Linked DNA regions of Homo sapiens: region 2 is linked to region 1. A link is an interaction called in ENCODE POLR2A ChIA-PET data of the cell type or tissue named here. Cell type or tissue: PC-9. All regions are shown on one strand. Each heading gives the region's core, and the rest is flanking DNA. Links, peaks and the distances in the headings are about the cores only. Region 1 has its middle 8.6 kb from the start of ABHD11. Region 2 has its middle 7.7 kb from the start of MLXIPL.

Region 1 (9,708 bases), core at 1-8,000:
CCTTTGCCCTCCCTTCCCAGCAAGGCACTCCCTGGCAGGCCCCACCCCTGCCAGGCCAAGGAGGAAGGCCTGCTGCATCCTAGAAACTTCCGGCCAGGCCCAGAGCACACTCAGCCCCCTTCCTCCCTTCACCACAAGAGGGTGCTCTACCCACGTCTTGTGAAAGAAAGGGCGGAGCTGGGCACAGTGGCTCATGCCTGTCATCCCAGCACTCGGAGGCTGAGGCAGGAGGATCTATTGAGCCCACTTCAAGGCTGCAGTGAGCCATAGGATCACACCACTGCACTCCAGCCTAGGTAACAGAGCAAGACGTTGTCTCAAAAAGAGAGGGAGAGGTAAGGAGAGGAGGGAAGAAGGCATTATGTCTCCAATGCTGAGAGGCATAAGGTACCCCAGCCCCCATCCTGAAGGGTTAGCTTGGTACCTTGAATGGCATCATCCACACATATAAATATAACCTTACCTCTGCAGAAAAACAGAAGGAAAAAAGTGTATCCCTAACAAATTCCTCCTCACATTTTATTTTATATATATATATATATATATTTTGAGACAGAGTCTCACTCTGTCCCCCAGGCTGGAGTGCAGTGGTGCAATCTCAGCTCACTGCAAGCTCCACCTCCCAGATTCACACCATTCTCCTGCCTCAGCCTCCCGAGTAGCCGGGACTACAGGCGCCCACCACCACGCCCGGCTAATTTTTTATACTTTCAGTAGAGACGGGGTTTCACCGTGTTAGCCAGGATGGCCTCGATCTCCTGACCTCGTGATCCGCCTGCCTTGGGCTCCCAAAGTGCTGGGATTACAAGCGTGAGCCACCGCGCCTGGCCATTTTTAATTTTTTTTAATTTATGTATTTTTTTGAGACGGAGTCTCACTCTCTTGCCAGGCTGGAGTGCAGTGGCTGCAGTGGTGCAGTCTTGGCTCACTGCAACCTCTGCTTCCCGAGTTCAAGCGATTCCCCTGCCTCAGCCTCCCGAGTAGCCAGTGGCATGAGCCGGTGGCGTGAGCCACAGCACCCAACTCAATTTTTTTTTTTTTTTTTGAAATGGAGTCTCACTCTGTCGCCCAGGCTGGAGTGCAGTGGCACGATCACGGCTCACTGCAAGCTCTGCCTCCCAGGTTAAAGCCATTCATCTGCCTCAGCCTCCCGAGTAGCTGGGACTACAGGCGCCCGCCACCACGCCCGGCTAATTTTTTGTATTTCTAGTAGAGACAGGGTTTCGCCACGTTAGCCAGGATGGTCTCGATCTCCTGACCTTGTGATCCGCCCGCCTTGGCCTCCCAAAGTGCTGGGATTACAGGCATGAGCCACTGCGCCCAGCCACATTTGTGTGTGTGTGTGTGTGTGTTTTGAGATGGACTCTTGCTCTGTCACCCAGGCTGGAGTGCAGTGAGATCTCAGCTCCTTGCAACCTCCACCTCCTAGTTCAAACGATTCTTCTGCCTCAGCCTCCCAAGTAGCTGGGACTACAGGTGCATGCCACCACATCCGGGTAATTTTGGTATTTTTTTTAGTAGAGATGGGGTTTCACCATGTTGGCCAGGCTGGTCTCAAACTCCTGACCTCAAGTGATCTGCCTGCCTCGAACTCCCAAAGTGCTGGGATTACAAGTGTGACCCACATGCCCAGCCCACATTTTTTGTTCTTAGACTCAATGTGTCGCCCAGGCTGAAGTGCAGTGGCACAGTCATAGCTCACTGCAGCCTCAAACTCCTGGGCTCAATGGATCCTCCCTCCTCAGTCTTCGAAGTAGCTGGTACTAAAGGCATTCACCACCATGCCCAGCAAATGTTTTTAAAATGTTTTGTAGACATGAGGTCTCTCTGTGGTGCCCAGGCTGGTCTTGAACTCCTGACTTCCAGTGTCAGCCTCCCAACGCACCCCGCCCTCCTAACATCTTCAATACTACCTCTAATATTCCCAGCGTTCTGATCCAAGAGCATGGGTAGGTCTGCTGTGCCCCCAGGGGTCTCAGTACCCCCCACCTCCCTTGAGGTGACCACCACCTCCACAAGTACCCGGAGTATACCAGCAACATATTCATAAATGTGTAAAAAGAAATCTCCATTTCAGCAAAGGTCTTGTCAGCAAAGTTGCATATTAGGGATTAGGTCTTCAACCCAGCTCCAAACAGTAAATGTCACCAGGTGCAGTGTCTGTAGTCCCAGCTACTTGGGAGGCTGAGGCAGGAGGATCGCTGGAGTCCAGGAGTTCCGGGTTGTAGTGCAGTATGCCTGTAGTGCAGATAGCTATACTTGCACTAAGTTCACCACCAATTTGGTGACCTCTCAGGAGCAGGGGATTACCAAGCTGCCTAAAGAGAGGTGCACCAGCCCAGCTCAGAAACAGAGGGGTCAAAACTCCTTTGCTGATCAGTAGTGGGATCTTGCCTGTGAATAGCCACTGCACTTCAGCCTGGGCAACATAGCAAGACCCATCTCTAAAATACATAAATAGGCAGGGCACAGTGACTCATGCTTGTAATCCTAGCACTTTTGGGAGGCCGAGGTGGGCAATCATGAGGTCAGGAGTTTCAGACCAGCCTGGCCAACATAGTGAAACCTGTCTCTACTAAAAATACAAAAAAATTAGCCAGGCATGGTGGTGGGTGCCTGCAATCCCAGCTACTGAGGAAGCTGAGGCAGAAGAATCACTTGAACCCGGGAGATGGAGGTTGCAGTGAGCTGAGATCATGCCACTGCACTCCAGCCTAGGCGGCAGAGGAAGACTCTGTCTCAAAACAACAACAACAAAAACAAATTTAAAACAGCTCTCCAATGTCCAAAAAATTTAACCTTTAAGGTGAAAAAAAAAAAAAAACTGTCCGGGCGCTGTGGCTCACACCTGTAATCCCAGCACTTTGGGAGGCCACAGTGGGCAGATCACGAGGTCAGGAGTTCAAGACCATGGCCAACATGGTGAAACCCCGTCTCTACTAAAAATACAAAAATTAGCTGGGCGTGATGGTGTGGGTCTGTAATCCCAGCTACACAGTAGGCTGAGGCAGGAGAATCGCTTGAACCCAGGACCCAGGAAGCGGAGGTTGCAGTGAGCTGAGATTGCACCACTGCATTCCAGCCTGGGTGACAGAGCGAGACTCCATCTCAAAAAAAAAAAAAAAAAAAACTGGTAAGTTGTGAAACCCTGTACCTAGTTGTGACATCTGTATTCTCTCTCAATCTAGAACAATTTGCAGCCTTTGAGTTTCACGACCTTAATATTTTCGGAGATTACAGGGAAGTTATTTTGTAGACTGTCCTTCCATTTCGGTTTGTCCACTCCTTCCTGACGATGAGACCACCGTGACACATTCTGGACAGAAATACCACAAAAATGATGCTATGCTCTCACTGTAGCCAAATGTCCATTGGAGCCATGAATGGTAGTACCAACGTCCATCACTTCATTAAGATGCTTTTTTTGGCTGGGTGCGGTGGTTCACGCCTGTAATCCCAACACTATGGAAGGCCGAGGCAGGCTGATCACGAGGTCAGGAGTTCGAGACCAGCCTGGCCAACATAGTGAAACCCCATCTCTACTAAAAATACAAAAAATCGGCCTGGCGCGGTGGCTCACACCTGTAACCCCAGCGCTTTGGGAGGCCGAGATGGGCAGATCACTTGAGGCCAAGAGTCCGAGACCAGCCTGGCCAACACAGTAAAACCCCATCTCAACTACAAATTTAAAAAAGTAGCCGGACATGGTGGCGCGTGCCTGTAATCCCAGCTACTCAGGTGCCTGAGGCAAGAAAATCGCTTGAACCCGGGAGGCAGAGGTTGCAGTGAGCAGAGATCGCGCCACCACTGCACTCCAGCCTGGGCAAGAGAGTGAGACTGTCTCAAAAAAAAAAAAAAGATAAATACAAAAAATTAGTCGGGCATGATGGCAGGTGCCTGTAATCCCAGCTACTCAGGAGGCCGAGGCAGGAGAATCGCTTGAACCCAGGAGGCGGAGGTTGCAGTGAGCCGAGATTGCACCACTGCACTCCAGCCTGGGTGACAGAGAGAGACTCTAGCTCAAAAAACAAAAAAACAAAAACAAAAAAAACAAAGCAAGACCAAACCATGCTTTTTTTTTCTTTTCTTTTTTTGAGACAGGGTCTCACTGTGTCACCCAGGCTGGAGTGCAGTGGCACAATCATAGCTCACAGCAGCCTTGACCTCCCAGGCTCAAGCGATCCTCCCTCCTCAGCATCCCAAGTAACTGGGACTACAGTCATGAGCCACCATGACAGGCTTTTTCCTGTCATTTATTTTGATGCTCAAATTGTCCCAGATTTGATCAGTGGATGCCCCTTGCTGACCTCTTGTCATTTTGACAAGCCCCGTTGTTCTTTAATCACTTCCTTTCTTTCTGGCTCAGCAAGATATTTCAGGCTTATCTTGTTTCTCCCTGTCCCGGCCCTGAATTCTCCATTTCTTCAAGAATACTTGGTTTCTTTGTAAGGAGGAATGGTATTTAGAAACCAGGATCTCCATGGTAGGCACATTCAATGCAATTAGGGTCATTCTACACCAGGGTCCACTCAGTGGACACACATTTATACACACACATAAACATACATATTTACATCTGTTTATTTTATCTGTCTACATAAACTGGGGAAAAATAGTTTATATTTACACCTTAAATTCCAGTCTAAAAGCACAAGTTTCATCCTTGCCTTTTTTTTTTTTTTTTTTTTTGGCGACGATGTCTTGCTATTTTGCCCAGGCTGGAGTGCAATGGTGCAATCTCAGCTCACTGCAACCTCCATCTCCTGGGTTCAAGCGATTCTCCTGCCTCAGCCTCCTGAGTAGCTGGGATTACAGGCGTGCACCACCACACCCAGCTAATTTTTGTACTTTTAGTAGAGATGGGGTTTCACCATGTTGGTCAGGCTGGTCTGAAACTCTTGACCCCATATACTATATTTTTTTTTCTTTTTTTTTTTTTGAGATGGAGTCTCACTCTGTTGCCCAGGCTGGAGTGCAGTGGCACAGTCTTGGCTCACTGCAAGATCCGCCTCCCGGGTTCACGCCATTCTCCTGCCTCAGCCCCCGAGTAGCTGGGACTACAGGCGCCCACCACCACGCCCAGCTAATTTTTGTATTTTTAATAGAGATGGGGTTTCACTTTGTTAGCCAGGATGGTCTCGACCTCCTGACCTCGTGATCCACCCATCTTGGCCTCCCAAAGTGCTGGGATTACAGGTGTGAGCCACCGCACCCGGACTATATATATATATATATTTTTTTTTAAGACAGGGTCTCACTCTGTTTCCCAGGCTGGAGTGCAGTGGTGTAATCATGGCTCACTGCAGCCTCAATCTCCTGGACTCCAGCCATCCTCCCACCTCAGCCTCCTGAGTAGCTGGGACTACAGGCACTCGCCACCATACCAATTTTTTTTTCTTTTTTTTTTTGAGACAGAATCTTACTCTGTCACCCAGGCCAGATCAGTGGCAAGATCTCAGCTCACTGCAACCTCTGCCTCCAGGTTCAAGTGATTCTCATGCCTCAGCCTCCCGAGTAGCTGGGATTACAGGCACGCACCACCACGCCTAGCTAATTTTTGTATTTTTAGTAGAGATGGGATTTTGCCATGTTCGCCAGGCTGGTCTTGAACTCCCAACCTCAAGTGATCTGCCCACCTCAGCCTCCAAAAGTGTTTTAAGATTACAGGCATGAGCCACCAAGCCTGACCTAATTTTTTTTTTTTTTTTTTTGTAGAGACAGGGTCTTGCTATAGTGCCCAGGGTGGTCTCAAACTCCTGGGCTCAAGCGATCCTCCTGCCTTCGCCTCCCAAAGTGCTGGGATTACAGGTGAAAGCCACCGTGCCCAGGTCCCTTTCCTTTTTTTTTTTTTTTTTTCAAGACAGGGTCTTGCTCTGTTGCCCAGGCAGGAGTGCAGTGGCACAATCTCAGCTCACTGCAACCTCCTCCTCCCAGGTTCAAGCGATTCTAACCCCTTAGCCTCCCAAGTAGCTGGGATTACAGGCGGGCACCACCACGCCCAGCTAATTTTTGTATTTTTAGTAGAGACAACGTTTCACCATGTTGTCCAGGTTGGTCACGAACTCCTGAGCTCAGGTAATCTGCTACCTTGGCCTCCCAAAGTGCTGGGATGGCAGGCGTGCACCATGGCTCCCAGTCAGACTAGCACATCTTTCTAAGAGCTTTACAGTCATTCGTTCAGCCCACAAATATTTACTGAGCACCTACTGTGTTCAAAGTATGTTTCCAAGTGGCAGACGTAAATCAAGACAGACAAAGCTCCTTGAGCTCATGGAGCTCACATTCCAGGGAGGGGACATAGACCATAAACAAATTAACAAGCGTATCAGATGGTAAGAAGTACTGTGGAGAAGAATTAAGCAGGGAGAGGAAATGAGGAAGGAACAGGCGATTGCTGTTTTATTTTATTTTATGTTAGAGACAGAGTCTTACTCTGTTTCCCAGGCTGGTGTGCAGTGGTGTGATCTCGGCTCACTGCAACCTCCACCTCCAGGTTCAAGCGATTCTCCCCTCAGCCTCCGAAGTAACTGGGACTACAGGCGCCTGCCAGCATACCTGACTAATTTTTTGTATTTTTGGTAGAGGCATGGTTTCACCACGTTGGCCAGGCTGGTCTTGAACTCCTGACCCCAAGTGATCCGCCCGCCTTGGCCTCCCAAAGTTCTGGGATTACAGGTGTGAGCCACTGCACCCAGCCCAATTGCTATTTTACATAATTCTGTGGTTACCCTAAGGAGATGACAAATATTCACCTACCATTTAGATGAAAAACAACCAACCTAATCACTCTCATGACTTGGAGTGATATTTTCAGTGACAGCATCATTAATGAGCTCAAAAAGTGCTGTGTCACACAAGTAGGAGTTAGCAAAACAAAAAAAATAGAAAAATAAAAAAGTGCTGTGTTTCCAAGCAAAAGCGAAGATGATGTGTTTGAGAAAACTAGGGAACTTGAAAGAGGCACTAGGGGATGACACGTAACAATGACAATGACCATGGGAGGCAGAAATGCGAATAAAGAGTTTGCATAAACTTTCACAAACCACAAGAGTGGAAAAGCAATGTTTCTAAATAAAACTATTCTTTAAAATATAAGATTTTAGACCAGGCGCAATGGCTCACGCCTGTAATCCCAGCACTTTGGGAGGCTGAGGTGGGCAGATCACTTGAGGTCAGGAGTTTGAGATCTGCCTGACCAACATGGTGAAACCCCGTCTCTACTAAAAATACAAAAAATTAGCCGGGTGCAGCGGTGCATGCCTGTAATCCCAGGTACTCTGGAGGCTGAGGTGAGAGGGTCATTTGAACCCGGGAGGCAGAGGTTGCAGTGAGCCAAGATCGTGCCACTTCACTCCAGCCTGGGAGACAGAGCGAGACTCCATCTCAAAAAAAAAAAAAAATTAAAATAACACTGGGTGCAGTGGCTCACGCCTGTAATCCCAGCACTTTGGGAGGCCAAGGCGGGCAAATCACCTGAGGTCAGGAGTTCAAGACCAGCCTGACCAACATGGAGAAACCCTGTCTCTACTAAAAAAAATACAAAATTAGCCTGGCGTGGTGGCGCATGCCTGTAATCCCAACTACTCAGGAGGCTGAGGCAGGAGAATCGCTTGAATCCGGGAGGCAGAGGTTGCAGTGAGCCGAGATTGTGCCATTGGACTCCAGCCTGGGTGACAAGAGCAAGACTCCATCTCAAAAAAATAAATAAATAAAAATTAAATAAAATATGGGATTTTTAAAGTCTAAATTTTAAATATTTAACTAAATATTATAAGTAGGGAGTTGATTATTCATCTGTATCTCTAAAAGTTTAAATTAGAATTTGGGACAAATTTTTTTTAAATCTCATTCAGAAAAAGAGGAAAGAAATTTACATTCAGGCATATAGTGAATTTCATCCCAAAGCACTATGCAAATGTCACACACTAAGTACCAGGACTCCTTGCCTGGCCGCCCACATCCTCCTCCTCTCCTGCTCCCCGAGGATGGCTGAGCCCAGGCCTGGGGTTGAGCCAGGAGACGGTTCCCAGCTAATGGTGAACTGGGATGGGGAGAGAGAGCTACCAGGTGGGCTGCGGGGCTGGGCATGGTGATCACAACACCAGGGATTGGCAGGGCTGGCAATTTAAGCACTGCCACCCAAGGCTTATGACTTTGTATGCACCTCTGGGAGCCTCAATGTCCTCATCTGTGAAATGCAGCTAGTAGAGGGCCTCCCTGACAGAGTCACAGTAAGGGTTAAAGGAGGCAGGCAACTCACTCGGTGGCCAGTGCTTTGTATAAAGCACAGGCCAGGGCACCAAACACAGTAATCCCAGCCCTTTGGGAGGCTGAGGCAGGAGGATGGCTTGAGCCCAGGAGTTCAACACAAGCCTGGGCAACATAGCAAGACCCTGTAATTTTTTTTTCTTTCTTTTTTTTGGAACCTGCAATTTTTAAAAATTAAATTACAAAAAGAAAAAAAAATGGACCAGGGCCAGGCTTCCCAGGAGAGGATAAAAAGGGAATAAGCCTGCCAGACCCAAGAAAGCAACAACAAGAGAATCTCAACTACACACACACACAGACACACACACAGACACACACACAGATACACAGACACACACACACAGATACACAGACATGCACAGACACACAGACACACACAGATACACAAACAGAACACACACAGACACACAGATACACAGACACACACACATACACACACAGACATACACAGATACACAGACACACAGACATACAGATACACAGACACAGACACACACAGATTCACAGACACACACACAGATTCACAGACACACAGATACACACACATACACATACACACACAGCCATGCAGCCTGGGTCAGCCGCCCTTCCCATTCCCCAGCCCCCACAACCATGCTCCAGGAACAAGTCTGTTCCTGAATCCTACAAAAGCTTCCTCCTCTTCCTCCTCCAGACCCCAGCAGCCCCTGGGCCTCCTCATCGTTGTCCTGTCACTGTCACTGCGCCTTTCCTACCAGCCCCAGAGGTTCTGGAGGACAGGTGGTGACTGTCTTCGTGCCAACCATCCACACAGGTACAAGGCAAGGCAAGGCAATACCGGCCCTGCCCAGAAGGTGGCAGCAGCGCTCAACATCAGGGATGCAGCGGGCCTGGGCTCACCCCAACCCTCCCAGCCTATGGGATGGAAACACCAAACTGTGCCCGGGAGCTCTGGGAGTTCCCAAATGCCCAGCCTTTGCCCTGTGCTTGCTTGCTTGCTTTGCTTGCTTGCTTGCTTGCTTGCTTGCTTGCTTGCTTGCTTGCTTGTTTGTTTGTTTGTTTGTTTGTTTGTTTGTTTTGAGACGGAGGCTTGCTGTGTCTCCCAAGCTGTAGTGCAGTGTCGCGATTCTGGCTCAGTGCAACCTCTGCCTCCCGGTTCAAGCGATTCTCCTGCCTCAGCCTCCCAAGTAGCTGGGACTACAGGAACCTGCCACCACACCCGGCTAGTTTTTTGTATTTTTAATAGAGATGGGGTTTCACCATGTTGGCCAGGCTGATTTCAAACTCCTGACCTCAAGTGATCCGCCCACCTCAGCCTCCCAAAGTGCTGGGATTACAGGTGTAAGCCATTTCCCCAGCCTTTTTTTTTTTTTTGAGACGGAGTCTTGTTCTGTCACCAGGCTGGAGTGCAGTGGCAGGATCTCGGCTCACTGCAACCTCCGCCTCCCGGGTTCAAGCGAT
Region 2 (11,416 bases), core at 1,389-9,388, 98 kb after region 1:
CCCAACAGAGAGCCCAGAGGACTTGCCTGGTCCTTCTAGGGCCATTTGGGAATCCCCCACTGACCTCCATCAGTGCCCTTAGCATAAAGGGCAGGCCCCGGACCCGACCTCTCACCCTGCCTGACATTCTTTTTCCAGGTACTTCTCTCTTCCTCTCCTGTGTCCTCCCTGTCCCACACCCCAGCTCAGCCTAGCCTGGAACATGAGCTCACAGGAAGTTGCTGTCTGATGGGGAACAGCTGTGGGTTCAAATCTCAGCCCTGCCATCTACCATCAGTAAGAACCTTGGGCCAGGTATCCTATACAACGGGGCAATGGGGACCATGGTCCTTGCTCTGTCTGGCTCATAATGAGATAATGACCATGAAGCCACATTGGCAAAGGACATATGAGTGTAAGCTGTCTTGCGTATCAGTGCTTCTCAAACTGACTGAAAAGCCCCTTTTTGTTTTTTCTTTTTTTTTTTTTCCAGACAGAGTCTCACTCTGTCACTCAGGCTGGAGTGCAGTGGTGTGATCTCAGCTCACTGCAAACTCCACCTTCCAAGTTCAAGCAAGTCTCTCGCCTCAGCCTCCTGAGTAGCTGGGATTACAAGCGTGTGCCACCATGCCTGCTAATTTTTGTATTTAGGAGAGACGGGGTTTCGCCGTGTTGGCCAGGCTGGTCTGGAACTCCTGACCTCAAGTGATCCTCTTGCCTCGGCCTGCCAAAGTGCTGGGATTACAGGCATGAGCCACTGCACAAGGCCCCTTTTTGCTTTTTTATTTTCAATCTACATAGACTTGTGAGTATGCAAAATACAACAGAAAATGAATTACTAGAAAAATTGAAGTGAAGGAAATATGTAAATTATATGCCCAGTTTGTTATTCTTTTTTTTTTTTTGAGATGGAATCTCGCTCTGTTGCCCAGGCTGGAGTGCAGTGGCACCATCTCAGCTCACTGCAAGCTCCGCCTCCCGGGTTAACATCATTCTCCTGCCTCAGCCTCCCGAGTAGCTGGGATTACAGGCATCCGCCACCATGCCCAGCTAACTTTTGTATTTTTAGTAGAGACGGGGTTTCACCATCTTGGCCAGGCTGGGCTCGAACTCCTGACCTCTTGACCCACCCGCCTTGGTCTCCCAAAGTGCTGGGATTATAGGCGTGAGCCACCGTGCCCAACCTAAATTTTTTTTTAATTGATATAAGTGCTTCTAGACACTCTGAATTTTTGTGTTTATCTTGTTGCAAACTCATAACAGAATCCCCAGCCTGGCAGTTGTCCATGGGCTACTCTCTGAGAAATACAGATACCTCGGTGCCCACTGGAGCCAAGCCTAGCATGGAGTCACAGGGTGGCTGCCTGTGCTCCGAGGGAGCTGGGGACATGGCAGCTATGTAGGCTGCTGGCACCCTGCTGGCACCCCAGCCAGTTGAATGACTCATTACTCTGGTTCCCCAGCCCCCGCCTTTGTTTCTCCAGCTCTTCCCTCCCAGAATACCTTCTGCCCTCTCTGTGTGACTAATTCTCACTTCGTCTTTTTTTTTTTTTTTGAGACAGAGTCTCACTCTGTCGCTCAGGCTGGAGTGCAGTGGCTCAATCTCGGCTCACCACAACCTCCACCTCCCAGGTTCAAGCAATTCTTGTGCCTCAGCCTCCTGAGTAGGTGGGACTACAGGCATAAACCACCGGATCCGGCTAATTTTTGTGTTTTTAGTAGAGATGGGGTTTCACCATATTGGCCAGGCTAGTCTTAAACTCCCGGCCTCAAGTGATCCTCCCACTTTGGCCTCCCAAAGTGTTGGGATTGCAGGCGTGAGCCACGGTGCCCGGCCTCCACTTTGTCTTTTGAGGTCCCCCTCAAGCACAGTTTCTTCTAGAGAGCCTTCCTTAACCCCCTGGGCTGCAAGTCCGGCCGCCCTTAACTGAACTTCCACAGTCCCAGGAACTGGGACTGGCCCCCTCTAGTTGCTGGAGGGCATGCCTCACTCTGCATACTGAGCTGCACAAAGGCAGGAGCCATGTTGCAAGCATCTGAGCATTCCCCACCTCTGCCTGAACAGAGGGCATGACATCAGCAGGCGGTTAATATGTGTACTGGGTGGGCAGATGGGTGGGTATTTGAGTGGATGGTTGGATGAATAGAAAGTTAGGTAGGTGTATACATGGAACGATGGATGGACAGATAGACATATTGGTAGATGAATGGACTGATGGAAGAAGAAATGGATAGATAGAGAGGGGGATGGATGGATGGGTGGATAAAGAGATAGATGGATGGATGATGGATGGATGGATAGATAGAAGAGATGGATTGATGGAAAAAGAGATGGGTGGATGGAGAGAGATGGATGGATGGATAGATAGAAGAGATGGACTGATGGAAGAAGAGATGGGTGGATGGATGGATGGATGGATGGATGGATGGAAGAAGAGATGGGTGGATGAAAGAAGAGATGGGTGGATAGTAAGGTGAATGGACAGATTGTAAATGAATAGACAGGTAGATGAACAGACAGATGGGTGGGTAGACTGACTATTAGAGTATAGATGAATTAATAGGTAAATAACTAGATGGACAGATGAATGGATGGCTGGACGGATGACTAGATACTCACTTGATCTCTACCCTGCTGTCCTTCCTCCCCTTCTTCTCCTCTTTCTCTACCTCCTCCTCCACTCTCATAGCCTCAGAGCACAAAGATCAATGATTTTCAGTTGAGACCAGAGGTAATCTACACAGGACTTTTTGTCCTACACAGGACTTGGTATTTGTATAATTTAGAAATGTATGAGCAATATGACTGATATTTATAGTATTATTAAACATAAATATAGGCCAGGCACAGTGGCTTACGCCTGTAATCCTGGCACTTTGGGAAGCCGAGGTGGGCAGATCACTTGAAGTCAGGAGTTTAAGACTAGCCTGGCCAACATGGCGAAACCCAATCTCTACTAAAAATACAAAAAAAAAAAAAAAATAGCTGGGCGTGGTGGTGCATTCCTGTGGTCCCAGCTACTCGGGAGGCTGAGGCAGGAGAATCGTTTGAACCCAGGAGGTAGAGGTTGCAGTGAGCCAAGATCCCGCCCCTGCACTCCAGCCTGGCCGACAGAATGAGACTCCGTCTCAAAATAATAATAATAATAATAATAATAAATACATATAGAAGCAGAAAGCCTATAAAAGTGTACTTCTTGCAAAGAAAAGTGGGTTTTTCGTTCCTAATATGTTGAATTCATAATTTAAAAAAATTAAGTTAAAATTATTGGCCAGGCACAGTGGCTCACGCTTGTAATCCCGGCACTTTGGGAGGCCGAGGCAGCAGGCAGATCACTTGAGGTCAGGAGTTCGAGACCAGCCTGGCCAACATGATGAAACCCCATCTCTACTAAAAATACAAAAACTAGCCAGGCATGGTGGTGCACACCTGTAGTCCCAGCTACTTGGGAGTCTGAGACAGGAGAATTGCTTGAACCTGGAAGGTGGCAGTTGCAGTGAGCCAAGATCGAGCCACTGCACTCCAGCCTGAGCAACAGAGTAAGACTCTGTCTCAAAAAAATTTTCCTTTTAAAGTAAATAATTATTTATTTATTTTTGAGATGAGATCTCACTCCGTCGCCCAGGCTGGTCTTGAACTCCTGGCCTCAAGCAATCCTCCCACCTCAGCCTCTCAAAGTGTTTTGGATTACAGGTGTGAGCCACTGCTCCTGGCAAACTCGTAATTTTTGGTAGAACAATTGGGGTACTTCTGATATGAAAACAAGTCTGGTCCAACTTCTTCACTTCGATATAGTCATATTTATCCAATTTTCGTTCATGGTTTGTTCACCCATTTTACAGATACAGAAACTGAGATCCAGACAGGGGAAGTGACTTCCCAACTTGCCGCCAGTTAAAGACACAGTTCGAGACTCCTCTCTCTCACTCTTGTCCGCTTCTCCATCCTCTTCTCACTCAGTGAGCTTTGTGAGAAGCTAACTGCCAAGTTAATCTTGCCAAGCTAACTTTGCCAAGTCCTTCCGTAGGCCTGATACATCATCTCCCTCGTCCCCGCACCTAGATGCCAATCTACCCCTAGCCACAGTAGTGGCTTCCTGAGTATGTAAGCTGGTGAGAGGAGCTGAGGGGTCAGTGAAAAGAGGCAGAGGCATGTTTCTCACTTTGAGGTGCTCAGGCTGTTTAGGGCACCATCAAACTCCAGACTATCAGCCAGACACCATGGCTCACGCCTGGAATCCCAGCAACTTTGGGAGGCTGAGGCAGGAGGATTGCTGGAGCCCAGGAGTTCGGAACCAGTTTAGGCAATATAGCAAGATCCTGTCTCTACAAAAAAAATAAAAATTAGCCTGGCATGGTGGCTCCCACCTGTAATCCCAGTACTTCGCGAGGTCAAGGCAAGAGGATGGCTGGAGCCCAGGTCAAAACCAGCCTGGGCAACATGACGAAACCCTGTCTCCACAAAAAAATTCAAAAATTAGCCAGGCACGTTGGCACACACCATGGCGGGAGGACTGCTTGAGCCCAAGGAGGTCAAGGCTGCAGTGAGATGTGATCTGGCCACTGTACCCCAGCCTGGGTGACAGAGTGAGACTTCATCTTAAAAAAAAAAAAAAACACTTTGGGAGGCCGAGGCAGGTGGATCACAAGGTCAGGAGATTGAGACCATCCTGGTTAACACGGTGAAACCCCGTCTCTACTAAAAATAGAAAAAAAATTAGCCGGGCGTGGTGGCGGGTGACTGTAGTCCCAGCTACTCGGGAGGCTGAGGCAGAAGAATGGCATGAACCTGGGAGGTGAAGCTTGCAGTGAGCCGAGATCGAGCCACTGCACTCCAGCCTGGGCAACAGAGCAAGACTCCATCTCAAATAAAAAAAAAAAAAAGGTAGGGTGGGGTGGCTCACTCCTATAGTCCCGGCGCTTTGGGAGGCCGAAGCAGGCAGATCACCTGAGGTCAGCAGTTCAAGAACAGCCTGGCTAACATAGGGAAACCCCATCTCTACTAAAAATACAAAAAATTAGCCACACGTGGTGGTGGGCACCTGTAATCCCAGCTACTCACAAGGCTGAGGCAGGAGAATCGCTTGAAGCTAGGAGGCGGAGGTTGCAGTGAGCTGAGATCGCGCCACTGCACTCCAGCCTGGGCAACAGAGCAAGACTCCGTCGGAAGGAAGGAAGGAAGGAAGGAAGGAAGGAAGGAAGGAAGGAAGGAAGGAAGGAAAGAAGGAAGGAATGAAAGGGAAAGGAAGACTTTCCTTCCCACAGGAAGACAGTCTGTGACAAGCCCCTTGTCTTCCTTCCCACAGGAAGACAGTCTGTGACAAGCCCCAGACTGTCACACTGAGGCACACACAGGAACACAGGGTAGGTGAGGAGGGGAACAGGGCTGGGCCCTGGATCTGCACTAGGACATCAGTGAAGATGGTTGTGGCCGAGGGAAATAACCCATGGAACACCTCTCACACTACCTTGTAAGGGCGAATCAGGATGTAGAATGGCTGATTTCATATATGTATATGGGTGCAAAGTCGGTTTCGTTTTCAAATAAAACCACTAAGTCTAACATACATGTAAATGGTGCACATGTCATAAGTATCTAACTCCATGAATTTTCACAGAGAACATCCCCATATAACCAGAATCCAGATAAGGAAACAAAATGTGGCCAGGCACAGTGGCTCATGCCTATAATCTCAGTGCTTTGGGAAACTGAGGCAGGAGGATCACTTGAGCCCAGGAGTTCAAGACCAGCTTGGACAGCATAATGAGACTCCACCTCTACAAAAAAAATAAATAAATAATAAAAAAATTTAAAAAATTAGCTGAGTGTGGTGGTCCCAGCTACTTAGGAGGCTGAGGCAGGAGGATGGCTTGAGCCCAGGAATTTGAGGCTAGAGTAAGCCATGATTCTATCACTGCACTCCAGCAACCTAGGTGACTGAGGGATACCCTGTCTGGAAAGAAAAGAAAAGAAAAGGAGAGGAGAGGAGAAAAGAAAAAAGAAAAGAAAAGAAAAGAGAAAAGAAGAGGAGGGGAGGGGAGGGAGGGGAAAGAAAAGAAAAGACAGGAGAGGGGAGTGGAGGGGAGGGCAGGGAAGGGAAGGGAAAAGGAAAGAAAAGAAAAAAGACAAGACAAGACTGGAGAGAAGAGAGGAGAAGGGAGTGGAGGGGAGGGGAGAAGAGAGAGAGAGGGAGAGAGGGAGAGAGGGAGAAGGGGAGAGAGGAAGGAAAGGAAGAAGGAAGGAAAGGAAGAAAATTTGACCAGGCACAGTGACTCGTGCCTGTAATCCCAGTACTTTGAGTGGCTGAGGTGGGAGGATCACTTGAGGTTGGGAGTTTGACACCAGCCTAGGCAGCATAGCAGACCCCATCTCTACCTAAAAAAAAAAAAAAAAAAAAAAAAAAAAGTAGCAACATCCTTCATAGCTCTCTTCTTGAGCCCTTCTAGTCACCCTGAGGCTAAATGCAACCCTGACTCCTAACACCATAGATGAGCCTATTTTGGAGCTTTATATGAATGAAATCTTACAACATATACACTTCCGTGTCAGGCTTCTTTTGTTTAATACATAATCAGTGAGATTCACCCATAGGGCTGCACTTAGCTGTAGAGTGTTCATTCTCATTGCTGCATTAATATTCCCTAGTGTGGGCCGGGTGCGGTGGCTCACACCTGTAATCCCAGCACTTTGGGAGGCCGAGCCGAGGCAGGCAGATCACAAGGTCAGGAGATCAAGACCATCCTGGCTAACACAGTGAAACCCAGTCTCTACTAAAAATACAAAAAAAATTAGCTGGGCGTGGTGGCGGGCACCTGTAGTCCTAGCTACTCGGGAGGCTGAGTCAGGAGAATGGCATGAACCCAGGAGATGGAGCTTGCAGTGAGCTGAGATCATGCCACTGCACTCCAGCCTGGGTGACAGAGCAAGACTCCGTCTCAAAAAAAAAAAAAAAGTATTCCCTAGTGTGACTGTTCTGCAATGTATTTATCCATTCACCTGTTGATAGGCATCCGGGGCATCTCCAGTGTTGGGCTAGTAAGATCAGTGCTGCCACGAATAGTCTTGTGTTTTGGTGCACATGTGTGCACACTGCTGGGTTCTAACTAAGGTGGGAGATGCTCAATGCTAGTAGATGCTGCCAAATACCTTTCCAAAGTGATTTTGCCTCCACTGGCAGGAGCAGTAGATGAGTGTCTGCTCGTACCACATCCTCCTGCACAATGGCCAGCCCTTTGAGTTTGAGAACATAGGTACTTGTGGAACAGGCTGGCATTCAATTGTCTGCGTTTGAATCCCAGTTCTCTTCTTATCATGTGACCTTCAGCAAAGGTTGTTTTCTTATCTGCAAAATGTGTTGAAAATCAAAGGGTAGGCCGGGCACAGTGGCACACGCCTGTAATCCCAGCACTTTGGGAGACCAAGGCAGGAGGATTGCTTGAGCTCAGGAGTTCAAGACCAGCCTGGCCAACATGGCAAAATCCCATCTCTACAAAAAATACAAAAATTAGGTGGGCATAGTGGCACACGCCTGTAGTCCCAACTACTCGGGAGGTTTAGGTGGGAGGATCACTTGAGCCCAGGAAGCAGAGCTTGCAATGACCCAAGATCATGCCACTGCATTCTGGCCTGGGTGACAGAGTGAGTGAGACTCCATCTCAAAAAAAAAAAAAAAAAAAAAGACAAGCTGGCCTGTAATCCCAGCACTTTGGGAGGCCGAGGCGGGCAGATAACGAGGTCAAGAGATCGAGACCTTCCTGGCTAACACAGTGAAACCCCGCCTGTACTAAAAGTACAAAAAATTAGCCGGGAGTGGTGGCGGGCGCCTGTAGTCCCAGCTACTTGGGAGGCTGAGGCAGGAGAATGGCGTGAACCCAAGAGGCGGAATTTGCAGTGAGCTGAGATCGTGCCACTGCACTCCTGCCTGGGAAACAGTGCAAGACTCCGTCTCATAAATAAATAAATAAATAAATAAATAAATAAATAAATAAAAATAATAAAAAAGACAAGCCAAGGGGCTGTTGTGAAGATCCTGCGGACCTGCTAGGTGGTAAGTGCTCCATAAAGGTTAGCTTTATATAGCTAATTCTCACCACAATCCGCCAGATCATTTCACCTCTCAGAGTCTCAGTCTCCCCATCTGTAAAATGGCAATGAAAATTCTAACACACCCACATATACACACAGTTGACAGGCTCACTAGTAAATGGAATAATTTATGAACGTGCCTTTTAGTTTTTAAGAGACAGGTTCTCACTCTGTCACCCAGGCTGGAGTACAGTGGCATGTTTATAGCTCACTGCAGCCTCCAACTCCTGAGCTCAAGCGATCCTCTCACCTCAGCCTCCCAAGTAGCTGGAACTACAAGACCACAAATAGCTAATTTTTTAATTTTTTGTAGAGACAGAGTCTTGCTATGCTGTCCAGGCTTGTCTCGAACCCCTGGGCTCAAGCAATCCTCCCCTTGGCCTCTCAAAGTGCTGGGATTACTGGCATGAGCCACCACGCCCAGCAGTGATTCTTGCTCTCAAGGAATTTGCCATCTAGTGGGGAGGAAAAGCACGTGCGTCATCACTGTGAATGCAAAGCTGAATGAAATTAGACTTATATTAGAACAAGGGTGGTGCGGCCAGGCACGGTGCCTCACTCCTGTAATTCCAGGACTTTGGGAGGCTGAAGAGGGTGGATCACGAGGTTAGGAGTTCAAGATTAACCTGACCAACATGGTGAAACCCCGTCTCTACAAAAATACAAAAATTAGCCAGGCGTGGTGGTGCACCCTTGTAATCCCAGCTCCTCAGGAGGCTGAGGCAGGAGAATCGCTTGAATCCGGGAGGTGGAGGTTGCAGTGAGCTGAGATCACGCCACTGCACTCCAGCCTGGGCGACAGAGCAAGACTTGGTCTCAAAAAAAAAAAAAGAAAAGAAAAGAACAAGGGTGGTGGGAACTCAGAAATAACCTGGAGAACTTGGGGAAGATGTCATAGGTGGGACTTCAAGGACAGGTGGGCTTTCCCAACAAGGAAGGGCAGGCTGGGTGAAGAGCCCTGAGGACCAAGACTGGAAGGCAGAGAGGATGTGACATCAGGTGGGATGGCTGGGGACAGCCAGGTATTCACACCACAGTTAGGATCTTGTCTTGCATCTCCATGGACCATGAACAAGACTTGTTTGTACAGAGGCTGTAAACTGCTGGCTATAGTAACAGAGGCTAGAGAAGCAGCAAGAGCGTGAGCCAGCTTACATGTACATGGCTGTGCTATTATCTGGGCAATGGTGCCCTGAACAGGGGGTGCGGCGCCTGTGGTCCCATTACAAGTGGCTCACACTTCTAATCCCAACACTTTGGGAGGCTGAAGTGGGAGGATCACTTTGGCCCAGGAGTTTGAGGCTGCAGTGAGCTATGATTGTGCCACTGCACTCCAGGCTGGGTGACACAGCGAGACCCTGTCTCTAAACACAGGAGAAATCAGAATCTGTGGACGTCCTTGCATTTATTGGACACTCTAGTGTTTGGATGTTTTGCATTGTGCAGTCAGGGTTTGTCTTTTCAGCGGTTAGGCTTCTAGAGGTGTTATTAAGCCCTGGAGGAGGGCAGAAATGAGATGCAGATGCCTGTTGAGGGGCAATTCATGGCTGGGGAAGGAGGGATGTTGGGTGAAGGAGAGAATTCACTCATAATCTTCCCACCCGCTCAGATCCAGCTCAGAGGAAAGTCCCTGAAACCGCAGGAGACAACTCTGATGTTTTCAGAGCATGGGGAGAGCACGGTGGGGTGATCTGGAGACACGGCCAGCAGAGACTTGGAGCCAAGATTCCTGGATCCCCAACAAATCACTGAATTCAGGCCAGGCACAGTGGCTCATGCCCGTAGTCTCAGCACTTTGGGAGGCCGTGGTGGAAGGGTCGCTTGAGCCCAGGTGCTCGAGACCAGCCTGGGGAATATAGTGAGACCTCATCTTTACAACAGCAAAAAGAAGAAGAAAGAAAGAAAGCACTGAGTTTGGCCCTCAATTTTACAGGTAGTGAGACAGATCGCCAGTAAGACAGAGAGACAGAGATCTCCCCAGTGTTACTCATGGAATTAGCAGCAGAGCAAGGATCAATTCCGGTCTTCACCTGAGCCAGGGTCCCCGGAGCCAGGAGGTCCCAAGCCAGAGGCGAGGGCGGAGCTGACACTTCCTATCCAACCTCCTCCACAGCACCCCACCCGCTCCTCTTAGTCTCATGCCCCTTTCTTCAAGCATCCCCCAAGTCTCCAGGTACCCAGTGTGGGGGTTCAGAGATGCTAGGACACAGTCTTGCCTCAATGGCCTACGGAGGAATAGGGGGAGAAGCCAGACAGGCATATAGGGGTAAGTAATGATCCTGTCAGCCTCTGTACCAAGGGCCTCAAAAGACGGTTAACTGCCACCTGAGAGCTGGCCACGGTGGCTCACGCCTGTAATACCAGCACTTTGGGAGGCTGAGGCAGGTGGATCACTTGTGGTCAGGAGTTCAAGACCAGCCTGGCCAACATGGTGAAACCCCATCTCTACTAAAAATACAAAAATTAGTCGGGCATGGTGTTACACGCCTGTAATCCCGGCTACTTGGGAGGCTGAGGCAGGAGAATCGCTTGAGCCCGGGAGGCGGAGGTTGCAGTGAGCTGAGATCATGCCACTGCACTCCAGTCTGGGTGACAGACTGAGACTGGCTCAAAAAAAAAAAAAAAAAAGAGGGCCACTTGGGGATGGCTCTCTGAAGCAGGGCAGAGCCCCTCCAAAGGAGGGAGAGTGGGGTGAGCATCAGAACCCCCTTTCCTAACCTGGCAGGGATGGGCAGAGAGAATGCACATCCTACAGAGGGCAGCAGGGAGGATGGAGCAGAACAGCTGGGGCTCCTGGGAATGTGATGCGAACATTTGGCAGAGACAGAAGATACCCGGCCAAGGGAGGTGGGTGGAAGGGCTGGCCTGTGAGCAGCCTTGGATAATCACTTTCCTCCCACAGCCAGTGGCTGGGGCCCTCAGGGCACTGCCATTGTGATCCTAGGTGCTGTGTGATCCTCCTGTGGGCTGGAAGAAAGTGCTGCATGTCAACCTTTTCCAAGGCTGCCACACATGGGAAACCACCTCCTCCGCTTTCCCTAACATGACCACACACAGGATACCTGTCAGAAAGCCAGCAGAGCTTAGCATGTGCCTACAACTCTTTCCTGTCCCCACCCACTAGGGACATCCTTGGGGGAAATCTGGAAATCTACTAGACCAGGCTTTGCTGCTGCCCCTCAGAGATGCTTGGGTGTGTTTTTGCTCTCCTGTGCCTCTGAACCCATCTTTGAGGCTGTTAGTTAAACGCTCCAGTGAGGTGTCAGGTGTGAATGCCTCAGTCTGGTTTCTGTCCTCAAGGTGAGAAAAGAGGCTTCAGAAGCAGAAAGGCCATGTACAGTGGCTCACACT

What was found. ChIA-PET counts read pairs that join two places held together with the same protein. Peaks named below come from ENCODE experiments on the same cell type or tissue, not always from the same donor. Only the 100,000 strongest peaks of a DNase experiment are listed, where the experiment ranks them.
Region 2: POLR2A ChIA-PET joins it to region 1 with 11 read pairs; 11 of 35 experiments call an interaction of 5 or more read pairs at or near these places.

The regions. Positions count from the first base shown.
Region 1 is chr7:73,725,307-73,735,014 of GRCh38, reverse strand. It overlaps the pseudogene RN7SL265P. Among named protein-coding and RNA genes, the nearest start is that of ABHD11, 8.6 kb to the left of the region's middle. RefSeq lists enhancers at 1-10, 21-70, 1-256. In PC-9, for the core only: a CTCF peak has its summit at 139 (motif pointing right); DNase peaks (open chromatin) are centred at 4 and 3,194; H3K27ac peaks cover 35 bases.
Region 2 is chr7:73,626,528-73,637,943 of GRCh38, reverse strand. It overlaps a transcript of MLXIPL not described here. Among named protein-coding and RNA genes, the nearest start is that of MLXIPL, 7.7 kb to the right of the region's middle. RefSeq lists enhancers at 1,271-1,565, 1,522-2,371. In PC-9, for the core only: a CTCF peak has its summit at 8,494 (motif pointing left); DNase peaks (open chromatin) are centred at 1,433 and 8,513; H3K27ac peaks cover 479 bases.